Regions from separate parts of the Homo sapiens genome. Here region 2 is linked to region 1. Evidence: chromatin loops called from intact Hi-C (ENCODE). Cell type or tissue: Caco-2. All regions are shown on one strand. Each heading gives the region's core, and the rest is flanking DNA. Links, peaks and the distances in the headings are about the cores only. Region 1 has its middle 27 kb from the start of RASA2. Region 2 has its middle 94 kb from the start of RNF7.

Region 1 (5,380 bases), core at 57-5,056:
CTGAATCCACATCCAGGACATCTAACATCAGAGTTGACACTCAGAATCTCTACTAATATAGGGTACGCACCTCCTTTCAGGACACATTAAAGAAAAATTTATCAAAATGACCACAAAACACTCTGCATCGAGCTAAGACTAACTGAGCCAGGCACATACTTTCATCTTTATTCAGAAGAACCTGGAAAGAAGGTCTTGTTTTCACCATTTAATCAATGCAGCAAGTGAAGGCCCAAGTCCAAGGACTCTGCTGCTCTGAGTGATGACAATCCACACAGGAATGACAGCCCCAGTTTACTGACTGGCAGTTCCTCAACCTCAGATATCAACTTACTGGTGCTCAGACTACACTCTCCACATTTCCCTTCTGCCCTCACTTTGTGTGGTTCCAGGAACACCAGCCTTCACTTCTTCCTGCTTTTACCTGGCCACTCAATGGTTTTTATGCATGAAAGCAAACATGTTAGAATAGGTGACCCAACCAGTGTGGACATGTATGAAGATCTGCCTACCTCAAGTTCCAGGAACTCGTATGATTAAGAGAAATGACTACTCTGTAATTGTAGTATAAAGAGAGATAATACATTTTTGTGTACTTGTGTATTATGTATGTATTTTAAAAGCTAATACATGTACACAGAAAAAATAATTTTCAAATACTGCAAAAGGGTACACAGAGAAAAATGGTCTCCCTCCCTCTCTGCCCCCAGGTTTCTCCCTAAAAGTATACACTGTTACCAGATCTTGGGTGTCCTTCCATAGATATCCCATGCATATCTAAGCATATATATATTTTATATATATATAATATATATATGTGTGTGTGCATTTAAACTTACAAATTTTTTCCTTTCTTTTTCTTGTTGTATATAAATGAGAGCACACTACACATGCCACTCACTACCTTATTTCATTTGTTTAACAATAGATAATGGAAAACTTTCTATGCTGGGACATATGGATCTCTTTTATTCTTTTAGTGACTGCATAGTATTCCATTGTATGAATTTGTTTAGGCTCCCTCAAATCATGGGACATTGTATGAATGTTTAACCCATTGTCTAATAATTGGCTAGCATTTGTTTCTAATCTTTTGCTTTTGTGTTTACATTTTAGACATATTTTTATAATACAGATATAAACAAAGAGAAAAAAAGTTTTCTGCTTAACTCTTATTTAACCAGAAAATATGATGAACAGAGGCCATACAATATTCTGAGGGTTCTTGGTAGTTGGAATGAAGGTAATTCCAATTCTGAGCTCTCAAGTAAAACTTTTTGGAATTCTTCTGCTGTGTATTAAATGCAAACTAAACAGAAGTTCGTGTCTTAGGGATCTTTAGTTGCTTAAGCAAAATGTGATGTTGGAAGGAAAAAAGAAACTAAGGGAGGACAGGGAAAAGCTGGAAACAGGAAGCAGAAAACTTCCCTCTCTCCACCTCTTGTCATCTCTGTGTCCCCCGTGTCACCTTTCTTCATTTCTGTCTGTGCTAATCATCAGCCTTCTCTGCCTCTCCCTGCCTGTGGATGGAAGATACTAGCCAGCCCTATAGGACCTCACAGGCAAAGGAATCCACGGCCCTCCTTCCCCACCCCCACTAAAGAGACTGGTTCTCCCATGATCTGATGAGCTCTGGTGAAAGGGACAGAGCCCTATAGTAGAAGATAGCTGCAGGGGCCCCACCCCAAGGACAAACACGGTGATCAGAGAAGGTTGGGTGGGCTGGGAATGGCCATCAAGTGCCACCACGTGGTTCCACGGGGACGAGAGCTTTGTGGACAAGGGCTGCTTAGTCAGTAACTCTGCATGAGGGACCCTCAAAGCCATCACGATGGCTTCAACTTGGCTGTCTAGCTTTCTAGCCTGGAGTATTCCATTATAGATATGTCAGGATAGGTAAGAAAAAGTTCTGCCAAGGCCTTGTCCAACAACAGCATTTCACACTTATTTGTGGGTAAGATGTGGTGTGCTGAATTGAGGAGTAGGATTCATGTATTTGTAAAGGATGCTTCAGCTCCTGTCCTCTACACACACACAAAAGTTTTGAGAGTGTTTTCACATCACCTTGTCAGATTGTAAATATGTTATTCTCAAGAAATGTCATGGATTTGTTTGGGTGACACTTGTTGTTGTTTTTGTTTTCAGACAAGGTCTTACTCTGTCGCCCAGGCTGGAGTGCAGTGGCGCGATCTCAGCTCACTGCAGCCTTGAACGCCCAGGCTCAAGCTATCCTCCCACCCCAGCCTCCTGAGTAGGTGCGATTACAGGTGCGTGCCACCAAACCCAGCTAATTTTTTTAATGTTTTGTAGAGATGGTGTCTCACCATGTTACCCAGGCTGGTCTTGAACTCCTGGGCTCAAGCAGTCCACCTGCCTTGGCCTCCTAAAGTGTTAGGATTACAGGTGTGAGCCACTGCGCCCAGCAACCCTTGTTTTGTTCTTTTTGAGAACATATTTTTAAAGAAATATGTTTAGATCTGAAAATGAGTAACGTAAAGAAGCCATATGTGTTTGAGAGAAAGTTCACTGAAGCAAGGGTAAGAATCTGTCTCAACTCCTGACTGTGTAACCCCAGCCTTTAGTGACAGTTTTAGCAGGAAAGCCCAGTCGGCCCTCTCCGTGAGCATCAGTCTTGGGGCATCTCTCTGAAGAACACTACTGAACCACACAGACTCCGAGGGAACTCCTACTCTCTGTGCACACTGGAGAGGAAAATCCTGCCAGCAGAGGTCACTGCCGTACCAGCTGGGAGTCAGCAGCGGGACAGCATCATCCCAATAAGGCTGTGCCCGCCTCTCCCCTGCCCTCTTCTTAACCTGATGGCTGCTTAGCTCATTGAAGGAGATAAATGGCAGTGTTGCACTAACCAAGTGTGCGTGGGCCATCAGCAGTTTTTTTTTTCTCAGTAGTAGGCTTTGATATCCCAAACCTAAGGGTGTTTAACATTAATACTCAGAATAAGACACACAGAGAACAGCGGGTTCTGCTTTCACCTTGGATTGTATTTTTCCGTGTTTAGCCCAATCATAAACTTAATCCACCTGCTTCTTGCCTGGATGACTGAGAGGAGACTCCCACCCCAGGACACAAGCCCGTGTGCATACACATGCACATACACACACCCCACACACACAACGTGGCCTGAGGTAACATACATAGATCCTCGTAGAGGAGGAAATGATACCATGATATGGAACCTCAAACATTTATCATTTCTTGATGTTGGGAACATTTCAAATCTTCTAGCTATTTTAAAATATACAATGAATTATTGTTAACGATAGTCACCCTACTGTGCTATTGAACACTAGAACTTACTCCTTCTAACTGTATCTTTGTACCCATTATTCAACCTCTCTGATCACCCCTGCTTCCCAGCTGCTGGTAATCATCATTCTACTCTCTACTCCCATGATATCCACCTTTCAAGCTCCCAAAAACAAGAGGCATCTATGAGCTACCTGTGGGCCAACAGCTAGCCACAGACAGTACCTATGTATAATGGACTGACTTGCCAGCCCTCTCAAATGGCCACCATCAGAGCAAAGACATGTCACCAGGGCTCATCCACCAATTAAAGGTGAAGGGGAAGAAACTGTAAAATGTGGCAGGAAGCAGTTGGGCACCTACAGACCATTGAATTGCCACATGATGGCATCTACTTCACATACTGGCCAGGGCCAAGAGGCCAGGTGAAAATAACAACTACAGGAGCCATTAGGATGTATGGCCTGTCCCCCACCCAAGCACCAGGTAATTGAGCAGCCAGGTCATTGAACCTTACAGCCTTTGGGCAATGGATGTGTGATATGCTTGTTCCCGTGCAAACATCTAGGCCATTCTGAATCTTTGTGACCATTCCTGACCCAGAGTGGGACCTAGCAATCGCAAGGCACAAATCTGAAATCTAAGATTAACACAGAGATAATAACTGTCCTATTACATGTTGTCTGCAAAAAACGACACATACTTAAAAGCATCTTATTGGAAATGAAGAGATTCTAGCAGAAGAGGAATGATAAATAGAAATTAATTGGACCATTCCCACTGTTGTGAATTTAAAATGTGTAAAATATTACAAATATTCCCTTTATTCAAAGAAGTGCCTTTCTTCCTTTTAGTGATGGTAAAAGATATTTAGGACATTTTTTTCTTTTGCTACTTTTTGGGTTTTATTGTTAAAGTGAGACATGCCCACAGTACAGCATGCAAATCTTGCATGCAGCTTAATGAATTTTAACATATGTAAAACGAGTGACAGGCTCTATGGATCTGTGTCCTCATTTGTCAAGTGAATGTTACTGAGACAGCATTTCTTAAGTCTCCTCTTAGAAACTTTCTTCTAAGCCAGCAAAATTCATTCTGCATGTTTTGATGCAATAGCTCCTATATCACTATTGCAGTATGTCTTTTGCCCCACACCTAATGCAGTGGCCCTGGCATAATTGGCACTGCATAAATCTTTGTTAGGCTGAGTTATCCAGAACTGTCTCTGATGCTACCTCCAAAAGAGCCTAGCTTTGGGAGGAGAAGGATGTGAACCAAAGAGCCCACAGTCCATGGTCCACAGCAATGCCAGTCATCACAGTGCACACAGAGATCCCATCACCCCCACTGGTAAATGCTCACATGGAGGGGGCTTAATAGATATGGATGGATGGATGGATGGATGGATGGATGGATGGATGGATGGATGGATTTCTGTTCCAAATTCTTCAGGGAGAGAAAAAGAACTAAACAAAAAAGGAAGCGGGTTCTGAGGTTAAAGGACTGTGGTCTTGACAGAAAAGGGGATTCCCTGGCCATCCAGCCTGATGCTGATTGTTCAAATCAATTTCCAGTTCCTCTGTAGTGTAATGACACAATGAAAAGAAATCAGAAATCCTCCGGAGTTCAGCATCTTGCCTGAAGCCATAACTATACCAGAGTGTTGATATCAACTATTTGCTGAAGGTTTTGTTTTGTGGCTGATTATGTTAGGTCAGCTGGGAAGAAGTATCTGTATCAGTTAGGAAGCTTCAGTCTGCAATCCACAGAAAAACCACCTTAACAAGGTGTCCCAAAGGAAGCAATTCCAAAGCCCAGCTGTGTCAACAAAGACTCAGGCCTTTATTCACACCTGTCAACTCTGTTTGTAATATCTACCCTCATGGCCAGAAGAAGGCCAAAGCCAGTCAAAGCATCCAACCCTTAAACGAGTCCAAAAGCAAGAAGAAAGTGCAGCATGACAGGACCCTCTCCCTTCCTTATAGACCCTCAGCACTTCACAGTAGGCCAATCCCTAGCAAAGAGGAAAGGGATGGCTCCTATGAGGGTTCTCCATTGACAGTGGTGGCATGGTTACTGAATAGCTGTACAGAATCGAGGCTCCATGAGCATG
Region 2 (5,380 bases), core at 242-5,241, 180 kb after region 1:
TTTTGATTCTGGAAGGGCTTGAAATATTGTCAAGAAAACAGAAAACCAAATCATTCCAATATAATGTAGGTGGGTATAAGATGCCATGGGACCCAAGAGGAGAGACATGCTAATTCTGCCTGAGAAAATTAGAAAGACCCTATGAAAGAGGGGAAACTTTGAGTTGGGTCTTAAATAATGAATAGGAGTTTTCTGGGTCATTCGACATCAGCAGCACTAGATTTACAAAGCATAAGAGAGAGGAGGCCGGCATAAGACAGCATCGTGAGGGATTGCAAGAACTTCAATGCCTTGCTCTCACAGATATATCCATGCCATGTTTTTATTTCTGCTGTTAGGCTGAAGGCAAAATGGTTGGGTCTTTTGTGTTTTTCAAGCCATTTTGCCAGTATGAACACATATAAACTGAAAATTGAATTTCTGAAATAAATGAGATTGTGGTATGGGCATGAAACAGTCATGTAACCATGATCAGCAGAGTCATCTATGGTCAAGGTGATGGAGTGACCCAGCCAGTCAGTCTGCAGGATGTGTGATTGCACACCGTCCTTACCAAGCAAATAGAGGAAGCTCGAGAAGGTATTTGCAGAGCCTCAGAAAAATGCTGTGGTTATTCTGAGTAAACTTAAGCATGGCTTTGAGGGAAAAATAAAATTTTGGATTTTGAGATCTGTCTAAATTTTGGATACTTTATATCTAACCACATTACACTTACAAAAAAAAGCAGCAATTTTTTTCTCATCAAACCTCTAGCTAGCCTTATTAATTATCGAAATGACTAATTTAGAATTCAGCTTTCCTCCACAACCCCTGCTATTCTCTGACAGAAAGAGGAAAAGGGAGAGGAGAGAGGATACATTTCTAGAAGGCAGGTGCCCTGAGAAAAGTAACCGGCCACTGTGGTTGGCCATCTGCACAACCACATAAGTAATTGACCTGCAGAAACATCAGTCCATAAGTAACTGACCTGCAGAAACATCAGGGAAAACAGCCTGAGCCAAAGACCTGCAACCGGAATCCATTTAATTTTAGGCCTGGTGCGGTGGCTCACACCTGTAATCCCAGCACTTTGAGAGGCCAAGGTGGGCAGAACATTTGAGGGTCAGGAGTTCAAGAGAAGCCTGGCCAACATGGCCAACTAAAAATACAAAAATTAGATGAGTGTGGTGGTGAGCACCTGTAATCCCAACTACTCGGGAGGCTGAGGTGGGAGTATTGCTTGAACCTGGGAGGTGGAGGTTGCAGTGAACGGAGATTGTGCCACTGCACTCCAGCCTGGGTGACAACGCAAGACTCTATCTCAAAAAAAAAAAATCCCTTTAATTTAAAAAAGTATCTTCCACTATTGTTAGAAAGTCATCTTACTATTATCCAGATTCTCCAAACATTGTTTTTGTTTGATAAGCCTTCTTCATATACCCTGGGTTTGGCTGAGGGGTTTAGGTGTTTTAATAATATTATTACAATTGACCCAGTAAAGCAGTCAGAATCCATGGAAACTTAAACTGGCTTTAACTTTTAGCTGTTTTGGTCTCTCAGCAGGAATCAGGCAAAGAATCTCAGAGGAGTCTGCTAACCTCTCAAAAGTGACAACTGGGATAAGAATGTCAGAAATCCCTCAACTACCCTAGTTATTGGAGAATGAGGGTATTGTGGTGCATTGACTGCTTTTTATTAAGTAATCTACATTTTGGAAGGCTTTCTGTTGCTTTTTCTTCTATGGTGGTTAATGATTTTGTTAAATCCAAAGAGGTAGTAGCAACTAAGAATGTGGGTTTGGAGTCTGACCAACCTGGTTGGAAGCCAGATTCTATCCCTTTTAGTTTTAGTAGTTTCCCTATCTAAATAAATGGACTATAATTTCTTTTTTCTTTCTTACTTTTTTTTCTAGAGACAGGGTTTCACCATGTTGCCCAGGCTGGACTCAAACTCCTGGGTTCAAATGATCCTGCCACCTCAGCCTTAAATGTACCATAATTTCTTAACCACATAGTTTCTATTTCTTTACATTTATGAATAACACTATATCAAATATCTTCGTATGAAAATGTTGGTTCCCTGTGGCAGACACCATTGGCAGCTTACCCAAAAGAAATTTACCCTCCTTCCTTTGGAATGCTACCCCACTGGTATTCAGGCAGCCATGTTCCTGCTGGGCCTTGAATGGCCTGAGCCCATCATGGAGATCTCACTCCTCTTTGTTAATGATACACACCCAGAAGGTGAAGGGAAGTGTTTACAAGCTTCTCAGAAAGGCATTTTTGGAGAAGGTCTGTTTTGCCCCACTCTCTTCTTTTGTATTTGTCCATTGTCAAATGAGAATAGGATGCCGCGAGTGCTACCATGAGGGGAGACAACACGTCCCCCCAACTCTGGATGGCAGAGTGGGAAAAGAAAGATCCCAGGTTCTTTGTTATACCATGGGGACACAAAACCACTTCCAGGATTCCTTACTACCTAACTTATATGAGCAAGAAATGTCTGAATGCTGCAGTCACATTAGCTGAGTTTTTTTGTTTGTTTGTTTCTTTTTGACAGAGTTTCGCTCTTGTTGCCCAGGCTGGAGTGCAATGGCGCAACCTTGGCTCACTGCAACCTCTGCCTCCGGGGTTCAAGTGATTCTTCTGTCTCAGCCTCCCCAGTAGCTGAGATTATAGGTGCGTGCCACCACGCCTGGCTATTTTTGTATTTTTAGTAGACACGGGGTTTCATCATACTGGTCAGGTTAGTCTCGAACTCCTGACCTCAGGCGATCTGCCCGCCTCAGCTTCCCAAAGGGCTGGTATTACAAGTGTGAGCCACCGCGCCTGGCTGAGTTTTCTATCACTGGCAACTGAAAGCATTTGAGCTCTTACACCTAAATTTAATTTATTTCCTAGAGTAGGTTCCCACCTGTGGAACTTGTAGACCTCATCTATACAGGCAAATCTCACTCGAGAAAAGCCTCCATTTATACCCCCATCAGCATATAGGAGACTACCTTCTCACCACAGTCTCTTCAATATTGAGTCACTGAGTATTACAGACTATCATTCTTTAAAAATCACTGCTAATTTGGTAGGCAGAATCTGCTATTTCAAAATTAGTGTTTGCTCAACTGGAGTTGGTGGAGCACAGTGTGATTGGACTTGGCATAAGAGAGCCTCCTGGCGGCCCGCCCAGGCACTGCAGGAAGAGGTGTGGTCAGTATAAGGCTTCCAGAAGCAGTGACAGTGACGGGTAAGGGTCAACAGTGAACTCACATGGGAAGGATCAAGAGCTCTTCCAGGTGAGGCCAGAAATGTGAGGGCAAGGGTGTAAAGCTGGCCTGAGCCGGCAGGAGGTGACCTGGGATCACAGACAAGGGCCGGCCCCAGGGAGGAGTGGCCCTCTGGAAGGCCCCAAAGTCTTGTGTCTTCTCAGCCAGATTGTGTGCCTCTGCACTGTGTTCCACCCAGACATGATCTTAAAGATGCTCCTTAGCCCCTGAGGATCTTTCTTTCTCTCTCCCTTTTTTTTTTTTTTTTTTTTTTTTGAGACAAGGTCTCACTCTGTTATCCAGGCTGGAGTGCACTGGCACAATCTCAGCTCACTGCAACCTTGACCCCCTCCAGGCTCAAGCCATCCTCCTGCCTCAGCCTCTCGAGTAGTTGCGACTGCAGGCGTGCACCACCACACCCAGCTAATTTGTGTATTTTTTTTGTAGAGATGAGGTCTCACTATGTTGCCCAGGCTGGTCTGAAACTCCTGAGCTCAAATGATATGCCCAACTGGGCCTCCCCAAGTGCTGGGAGTATAGGTGTGAGCCACCACACCCGGCCAAGATCTTTCTTGATAAAACCCAAAAAAGAGGATGGACTTGGTGCTCACGCCTGTAATCCCAGCACTTGGGGAAGCTGAGGTGGGCAGATCACCTGAGGTCAGGATTTCGAGACCAGCCTGGCCAACATGGTGAAACCCTATCTCTACTAAAACTACAAAAAATTAGCTGGGCTTGGTGGTAAGTGCCTGTAATCCCAGCTACTCGAGAGGCTGAGTCAGGAGAATTGCTTGAACCCGGGAAGCAGAGTTTGCAGTGAGCCAAGATCATGCCTCTGCACTCCAGCCTGGGCAACAAAAGCAAAACTCCGTCTGAAAAAAAAAAACAAAAAAACAAAAACAAAAACAAAAAAAACCCAAACAGGAAAATTGAGGAGGCCAAGATGACCTAACTACTGTAAACTGTCTGCTCAAATTTTAAACAGAGCCAAAATTAAATATGGGAATTAAGTTTCCTTACATTGAAACTCAGAAGCAACACTTGTGCCTTTTGTATCAGTCAGAGTTCAGTCAGAAAGACAGAAAACACTCCAGTTATTTCAAACAGAGAAAATTTAATTTGGGAATTTCTTTTCTTTTTTTTTTTTTTTTTTTTTTTTTGAGATAGAGTCTTCCTCTGTCACCCAGCCTGGAATGCAGTGGCTCAATCTCAGCTCAGTGCAACCTCCACCTCCTGGGTTCAAGTGATTCTCCTGCCTCAGCCTCCCAAGTAGCTGGGACTACAGGCATGTGCCATCATGCCTGGCTAATTTTTGCATTTTTAATAGAGATGGGGTTTCACCATGTTGGCCAGGCTGGTCTTGAACTCCTGACCTCAGGTGATCCACCCGCCTCTGCTTCCCAAAGTACTGGGATTACAGGCGTGAGCCATCGCGCCTGGCCTAATTTGGGGAATTTTCAACAAAATTGTTAGAAGGGCTAGAAGAGCAAAAGGTTGAAGAAAGAATGCTGGAGAAACAAAACAAAACAAAAAAAGAAACAGTGATAACCAAAGACCAGAAGCTGCTAATATCACCCTGAGTGGGGCTCTGAGACCCTACATCTGCTGCCACAATTTTGGAGCCACCATTGCAATTAGTTCTAAATCCATCAAAGAGATGAAGAGATAAAACCACTGAAAATGTTCTGCTTCTATCTGGGCTTCTAGGGCCTCGGAATGACCCTACTTCTGCTGCCTCAACAGCAACTGCGAGGACCTGCCAACAACTGCCAGGGAATGAAGGCCAGTGTAAGACTCTCCTCCCTTCTCCCTACCCTCTGGTCTCCTGCCTGTCCTTTGATTGGAGGAGCCCACGGATATCCAGTTGGCAAAGGGGCCTGGGAAATGTAGTTTGCAACCTCTCAACCCCAGTAGTTCAGAGTGTACCAGGGCAGGAATGAAGCCAAGAATAAACAGGAAGTAACTTGCACATTATCATATCCAATTCTACAACCTCTATTTTTTGCTCTAAATTGGACTATATAACTTATTTTTATATTTGATTCTGGGTGAATTTCTCATATGAATCTAACTCCCCTCCATGAGAGTTTTTCATAAAAGTTGACCACGAAAAACAATTTGTGTTGGCCATTCTACACAGAA

Evidence for each region. Hi-C counts contacts between places; a loop is a spot of excess contacts. Peaks named below come from ENCODE experiments on the same cell type or tissue, not always from the same donor. Only the 100,000 strongest peaks of a DNase experiment are listed, where the experiment ranks them.
Region 2: a loop joins it to region 1, with 19 times the contacts of the local background. A loop is called at or near these places in 23 of 110 quality-filtered maps.

Annotation. Positions count from the first base shown.
Region 1 is chr3:141,457,573-141,462,952 of GRCh38, forward strand. No RefSeq gene overlaps it. Among named protein-coding and RNA genes, the nearest start is that of RASA2, 27 kb to the right of the region's middle. In Caco-2, for the core only: a CTCF peak has its summit at 2,731 (motif pointing right); a DNase peak (open chromatin) is centred at 2,749.
Region 2 is chr3:141,641,881-141,647,260 of GRCh38, forward strand. No RefSeq gene overlaps it. Among named protein-coding and RNA genes, the nearest start is that of RNF7, 94 kb to the right of the region's middle. In Caco-2, for the core only: a CTCF peak has its summit at 3,122 (motif pointing left); DNase peaks (open chromatin) are centred at 3,191 and 5,081.